2 separate regions of the Homo sapiens genome follow, and region 1 is linked to region 2. A link is a contact called in ENCODE Hi-C or POLR2A ChIA-PET data. All regions are on one chromosome and are shown on one strand. The core of a region is the stretch at or near the end of the contact, and the rest is flanking DNA. Distances in the headings are between cores, read along the strand shown.

Evidence for each region. Hi-C counts contacts between places; a loop is a spot of excess contacts on that map. ChIA-PET counts read pairs that join two places held with the same protein, here RNA polymerase II (POLR2A). Pooled maps may share reads with other maps.
Region 1: a loop to region 2 is called in a map of testis, with 4 times the contacts of the local background. The contact joins two enhancer-like sites. A Hi-C loop is called at or near these places in 75 of 168 maps with a recorded cell type or tissue (A673, B cell, CD14-positive monocyte and 47 more), 37 of 37 single-sample maps with no recorded cell type and 47 of 50 pooled maps. POLR2A ChIA-PET finds 5 or more read pairs at or near these places in 8 of 52 experiments (B cell, CD4-positive, alpha-beta T cell, CD4-positive, alpha-beta memory T cell and 5 more).

What each region holds. Positions count from the first base shown.
Region 1 is chr18:45,686,566-45,690,365 of GRCh38, reverse strand. All of the region lies in intron 7 of LOC105372093 (a long non-coding RNA gene), which reads left to right. Among named protein-coding and RNA genes, the nearest start is that of SLC14A1, 36 kb to the left of the region's middle. Within about 2 kb of position 2,550, at least 10 of the 41 ENCODE cell types and tissues checked have a DNase peak (open chromatin) inside an H3K27ac peak, as active enhancers do; they include CD14-positive monocyte, where a contact is called at or near this core.
Region 2 is chr18:45,889,048-45,892,416 of GRCh38, reverse strand. It overlaps EPG5 (ectopic P-granules 5 autophagy tethering factor), which reads left to right. Exons shown (of 44, transcript NM_020964.3): 28 at 2,477-2,619. Among named protein-coding and RNA genes, the nearest start is that of SIGLEC15, 65 kb to the right of the region's middle. Within about 2 kb of position 1,621, at least 2 of the 41 ENCODE cell types and tissues checked have a DNase peak (open chromatin) inside an H3K27ac peak, as active enhancers do; they include CD14-positive monocyte, where a contact is called at or near this core.

The sequences.
Region 1 (3,800 bases), core at 1,301-3,800, 200 kb after region 2:
TAGTGCTGGGGCAACTGAATATCCACTTGCAGAAGATTGGGGACTCTACTACCATATACAAAAAATAACTCAAAGTGGATCAAAGACCTAAATATAAGAGCTAAAGCTATGAAACTTTCAGAAGAAGAGTTTTGTCTCCTCCCTAGCCTGAGCCCTTAACACTCAGACAGTTTCCATCTCTCCATGGAAGCCCATCCAGCACCCTTTTATTCTCCTCGGATAACAGTCTCAGAACCAGGAGTTCAAATAGTAAGTGAATCAAGCAGCACGGATATCCTGTGCTCAGTAATATGTTTGGTCTCCAAAGTATGTTGTGTTCAAGTAATTATAAGATGAGGTCTTTGACTTTAGAGTTTCCCATCTTGCTGAGCAAATAAGACCCTCCACCCAGGTGGCAGGTGATACCAGATAACATAAAATTGAATGTTGAATTATATGGTCAATATTAAATTTATGTAAAAACTAGAGTTTTCTTAAAGAATGCAGAAGCTTCTAAGACATTCATGAGGGAGGTAAATTGAAGTTTTTGGGGTGTGAAAGGCACAAACCATTTATACGTCCCTCAAGTTATGCCAAATCATATTTCCATTCTTTTCCCCCAGTGTCAACAGTAAGTGGGGTTCCCATGAGCTCCTCTCTGAGCCATTTGGGCGACTGCTGTGATGGTAAGGAGGGAGGGTGGGCATGGGCCACAGAAGCCATGGAGCCAGCTGCAGGTCTGCTGCTGCTCTTGACAGATGGTAGCCACCTGCCTCAATCCCCACCCCCGCAACCCCAGTCCCCGTCAGGGCCTTTCTAGGATAAGGCCTTACAGTGACTGGATTTGCAAGCTGCACACTGACCCATGGCCACTCATGCAATCATGTCCTGGGCTTCTACGTGAATTCTACTCAAATTCCTGTGCTGAGACCCCCTCTGTCTACCCACCTCCTTCAGTTCTTCAGATAGCCAGGAGAATTGGCCTTCTTAAGTCATTTGCGATGCAGGTAAAAATGCAGATACCCCATCACTTACTGAATCCCAATATCTTAGGGTTCAGGGGAGGTGCTAGAATCTGCATTTTGGTTAAACATTATCTTGCTTAGTACCCACCTCCTGGAATTAATTCCAGGCTTACAGGGATGCTGAAGTAGGGGTCCATCTGTCAGTAAATATGTATCCACGTGCCAGGCCTGGAATGGGGGCCATGAAAATACATAATCTGGCCCCTCAGAGGTTATAATGTGTTGGGGAAGATGAGTTATTCACAGGTTGTGGTGTGATGTGTTGGGCAGGAAGCCAAGTCATGGGGGTGCTCCCCACTCACACGCTCATGATTGGGTGAAATCCGGCTAAACATTGATTCAAAGAGCACCCAGGGGAGTATGCAGGGATGGGGAAAAAGCCAGCTACTCTTTCTGCCTTTCTCCAGTAGGGCGTTTCATGAGCTGATTATGAGTAGGGATCTGTCTGGGTCTTTCCTTTGCTCCAGCTGGAAAATCTACAAATATTTTGGTTGTGGGGTGCCTTCCTGGTTTGTTCCAGTCCCTGCACCATGGAGCCTGGGTGTGCTGGGTCTTCAGGATAGAAGGTGCCACCTCTCTCTGCACTTCCTTTGCTCCCTGGGGTGCTTGTCAAGTGAGTACCCCACAAGTGAGGCTCTGTGTATATTGGGGTGTTGTGTTGCTGTCTCATGCTGTCATGGGTGAGGAAGGAGTTTGAAAGCAGAGAACTAGCCCAGGGGGATCTTTGATGCTGCAGCCATGGGAGAGCAAGCTCCAGTTGCCACCAAGAGCTCAGCACAGGACCAGCTACGTAATTCATGGGGCCCAGTACAAAATGTAAATATGATTCATTTGTTCAAAAGCTATTAAGACTTGCAAGACACTGATGGGAGGACAGATGACAACAGAGAAGGCAATGCCTCTCTTTTGCTGGACATAACTTATAACTTTAGTATAACTGTGTCTGTCACTTACTCATTCACTGCGGGAGAGAGGCCCCAGTTAGGGGAATGTACAAAACTCATCGCTGTTCACAAGGAGTTCACAGTCTGTTCATGTTGAGAACCTGGGGCTAAGGCCAAGGAGCCACAGCGGGGCCTGGGAGAACAGGAAGCCAGTCCCTGAAGGCGGCTTGTGGCCCAGGAATGGTGATGGGTGCTCCAGCCACAGCCCAGACTCCCTGTCCTGCCCTCCAGGCTGTCACTTTAATCTTGTGTCCTGAGCTTTCCATCTTGCTGTATGCTAGGGTTAGAAACTAGCTAGGAATCAGTGTCTCTCTGGAAGCTTAAAAACAAGAACTACACACAGATGAGCAGAATAGGATTCACAGGTCTTTAGAGGGGCCAGGAACACAGCTTACATTTGTCCAAATCCAGAGGTTAAGAACTGTATGGTTACAGCCCTCCTCTGACCTCAGGGACAGAGACAATCTCCATTTGACAAAATCATGCTGCCTGGGGCTCCTCCCACTTGAGAGCTCTCTAGAGAATCTTCTCCCTGCAGCCCTGCACAGAGCAGCACAGCACAGCACCGAGCAGCCCCCACACCTTCTACTGATGGGGCCCCCTGGGGAGCTTTGGCAACCACCCCGGCCTGGGCCGCCCCTAAGGTTCTGATAGAGCTAGTCTGGGCTGTTGCCTGGGCCCCAGGGTTTGTAATGCTCTGCTGCCCGACTTGCCCACCTCCCCGCCCCATGACACCCCTTGAAACTACTGCTCAGGCCATGCCGTAAGAGACAGGTGGACCCTAGTGACCCAGACTGACCCATCAAGAAGCAAGCACTGGGGAGAGGAGTGAAAGCCACCCCATCCCTCTCCCAGCCCCAGCCCTGGCCCCACCAGACAGTTCAAAGAGGGGTGGAGCCTCACCCCATGGCAAAAACTGCTATTTTTTTTTTTTTTTTGCACTCTTCCTGTTACAGTACCAGCTGGCCGCCAGCACCTGCTCTCTACATGGCTCCATGTTCTGCTTTTCTCCACCTCTTTAACCCCTGACCACAGCTGTCTGCCTGCACAGGGCTCCCTGCATGGCTGTCTCAGTGGAGCTGCTTTTCTACGCCCACTGCCTGCCCATTGGCTTGCCCCCTTGCAATAACTGCTGTCATCACCATTTCCCAACTTCCACCTTCTGCCCCCATTCCAGGCCAGCCCTTAACCCCATCCTACCTGCTCACAGGGCACAGCTGCTGCTTCTCACTGGGGCCATGCCTCTGACCTCTAGCCAGCTCTGCCTGTGTCTGTGGTGCCTGACTGAGAGCAGCGTGGTCGGAGGGGCTCCGGACAACCCCCTGCTCCTCTTTTCTAGGGCCAAGGCGCTCACTCAGCAGGCTTCTAGGTCTAGGGCCAAAGCAAAACCTTGCTTTTGTGCTCAGCCTACTGAGCCGGATGTTACTGGTTAGTGGTTTTCTTTATCTAGTCTTCTTTGTGGTGCAGGGTGAGTCCCCAACAACAGTGAGAAAGAGAGAAACTTCACTTTAGAGGATTCTCTGTGCTGTCTGTGCTCCTCCTGCCTCAGTGCTCAGTGCTTCTCACTGCATCTCCTGGCAGGTCTACTACCCCTTATGCAAACCCACCTGGGAACTGAGGATGGGGACTGGGGTTTAACGGAGTGCTGAAGAGTGACTCAAATTAGAAACAGTTGGGGTCCAAGAAATAGGCAGCACCGTTGTTTTCCTGCCCCAGCTGCATGTTAGAATCACCCCAGGAGCTTTAAAAAAATTACCTGTGCCCAGGCCCATTGCTGGCTTAATTGGCCTGAGGTAGGGCCTGGCATCAGAATCAGAGGATCCTGATCTAACCAAGAGTAAGAACCTGTGCA
Region 2 (3,369 bases), core at 372-2,871:
TCTGTGTCCACTTAAAATGACTCAAGTGGAGGGGCTTCCACCATGCTACTTTGTTCTATTGTCTACTACTTCTTGTAATTATGAACTGATAGACATTCCATTGCTCTCACCTTCATTGCAGTAAAAAAAGAAAACTTTCAACAGTAGTGGGAACAATAAACAAAAATAAGTAGACTAGAAAATAATAATAATTTGGGGATGTTTTTTGTGAGAGGGTCTAAACTTGCCTAAACCACCTGGTTTTATTTTAGTAGTTTCTACAACATGGAATGGCAGTTGTAAAGTTTGGATTACAGAGTAGTTTTAGTCCTGTCTGCATTTTTCCAGTCAAGTGGTCTCTGGATCCTTTGCCTTTCCACCTCCCTTCATTCTGTGTCTTCCTTCCTTATCTCAGATTCTCTCTTTTCCTGTTTGGCTCCTGTCTCTCCAGGCCAGCCAGGGGATTCTGTGACACGCATAGTCCCGGTCTAACTGTATTTGGTGATGTATTGAACAAAAAGGCTGACTGCAGATACTCCTAATCACATTTTAGGATATTAAACATTGGTCTGTTATTTGAAAGATTTCAAATTTAATTCAGATACTTGTATTGATTTATTATCTAATTAAATGCAAGTAATTTCTTTTTTAATCTTTCATTTCTCCAATAGTAAAAGTTAATTATTGTTAACATTATATGTTCTAGAATATTCACTTTTGTGCATTTTGATGTCACAGAGCTTTTTTCTTTTTTAAAGAAGTTTTGTAAAGATTTTTAATACATTAATGAGTTTTATACAAGAAAGTTATTATTATCACAGTCATAAAAAATAGTTGCTCAGTGTATTGTCAGAGTTATGCTGTGCTGGGGTTCTGGGTAAGTAAAACAAATAGGAAGGACCATTGCCCTTCAGGAACTTTTTTTTTTTTTTTTTTTTTGAGACGGAGTCTCACGCTGTCGCCCAGGTTGGAGTGCAGTGGCATGATCTCAGCTCACTGGAACCTCTGCCTCCTAGGTTCAAGCAATTCTCCTGCCTCAGCCTCCTGAGTAGCCAGGATTACAGGTGCCTGCCACCACACCCAGTTAATTTTTGTATTTTTAGTAGAGACGGGGTTTCACCACGTTGGCCAGGCATGTCTCGAACTCCTGACCTCAAGTGATCCGCGCACCTCGGCCTCCCAAAGTGCTGGGATTACAGGTGTGAGCCACCATGCCTGGCCGCCCTTCAGGAACTTTTATACAGAATTTATGATAATAACCCTGGGCCTCATAAGTGACATAAGAGCCTCAGGTAATAAGTTTGTGAATTATTTACATTATTTATAAAGGATATCTTTAATCATTGCAGTGATGGCTGAAGACTGGGTTTGGGCAGGTGCATGTAAGGAAAAAATGTAGACCTTACTGCTCACCCATGTGTTTGGGGAAGACAGGAGGAGAATGTAGAGTTTAGAACTCTTGCCTTCTAAATGTTATGGTCTCTTCAGCTGTACCTGTAAGTCCAGACTCCCCGGCCTGCATTTCAAAGCCTCTCCAAGAGGGCTCTCTCAGCTCCCCAGTCTGATTTTACTGCACTCTGCAACCCTGGCCAGGCTCCTCCTTCCTGTATCTCTGTCCCATATCCCCCACAGCTGTCATGTCAGTTCTGTGTTTGTGTTGCAATCTGGGCCCAGGATGTCTTCTCTTTTCTTCTGCCTCTATCCACATCCAAAAAATGACATTAAAATTGCATAAACAAACCAGTTATGTATGTCACTATCAGTCAGAGAAAGGGTTTGTTGATGGCTTCTCAAATAAGAAAGGCTAATCTTAAAAAAGGATAATCTTTTGAGTTGAAAAAAATTTAGTTTTTTTTTAAAGAAGCTCAATAAATTCTCCTTGTTTTTCCACCTTTACTGAAAACCAATAAAAATTTTATCAAAGACCAGCTTCTAGGAACCTAAATTGGTGAATTTAGGAATTAGCCAATTGCTCTTTCCTTGGCATGGAGTTGGTTTGGGCATTTCCCCATATTTTATCTTATTTTGTTGTTTGTTTTATGATTATATATATTTTCTTCCTTTCAAAACGACATTTGTGAGCAGCATCTGTGTCATCTTTTTTTAATGCTGGGCACACATGTGTACGCAGCCTGAGTGTTTGGAGTTGAGTGTTTTGTATGTTGGATTGAGAGCACACAGAAGGGCTACGGCTGGGGAGCCATGATCAGCAGTGGAGGGGCTTCCTGTGCTTCAAGAAAAGCCTCAGTGGTGGAAGACATGGGATGTGTTTTTGATGAGGATTTCAGGAGTTGAAACATAAGTGAAATAGTATCCTACAAAAGGCTTTGAACTATTGATAAATTAATTCAAGATCTTACCAGTTTATAAGGCAGTCATATAAAGAGATACAAATTTTGGTATTTTTATAAGACAATAATTTTATTTCAGTTTGAGTCTTCATGGGAAACCTGACACATGGGGGGAAATGTCTTTTGATAACTTTAATTTTTGTTAGTTTGAAGGCATGCATAAGAATGAAGCCATAAGCCAACAGCTTCATGTTTTACGGAAGGAAGTGAAGCAGTTGCAAGCAGAAGCTGCTAAACCACCATCACTTAATATTGTGGAAGCTGCTGTACATGCAGAAAACTTGATCACGTAAGTTTTGCAGGCATTATAATTTGAAATACTGTTTTGTTATCATGAATAGTAATCATACATGCTACTATACCACCACCACCCCTGCAGCACCCACAGGTTAATTTAGTACAGACATCAGCAAACTACGGCCTTTGAGTCAAATCTGGCCTGCTACTTATTTTTATAAATAAAGTTTTATTGCAACACAGCCATCCCCATTTATTTATAATTTCTATGGCTTTTATGCTGCAGCAGAAGGATTGAGTGGTTGTAACAGAGATATAAAGCAGAAAATATTAACTATCTGGCCCTATATAGAAAAAGTTTGCTGACCCCTGAATTGTGAGATGATATAGTGCATTGAAATTCAGTTGTGGAGAGATTTAGTGCTTATGTGTTATATCAAAGTCACATTTACCCAGGAACTTATCCTTGTCAACTCAGATGACTGAACAAAGTTCATAGCACAATTATTTAGGGGAATTAGGACTCTCAAGTGTGGTTGTGAACTTGCATTTGACCATCGTTTTCTTTTGGCTTTCATTGTGGCTTTCTCTCACTGTCCTCTTTCTTTCCAAAGCCACCATGACATGACTTGGGAGGTGGGGGTTGACTCTGCCTTTACTTTAAGGTGACTGACTCCACATTCCAGTTCCAACAGCTGATCCCCTCAGTAGAGTAGGATGGTGTATGGAGGGGAGCATCGAGTCCTTTTGTGTGTTGGGCTGGGGCTCCTGGGAAGGAGGAGACCAGGCAAACAAGAGGTTG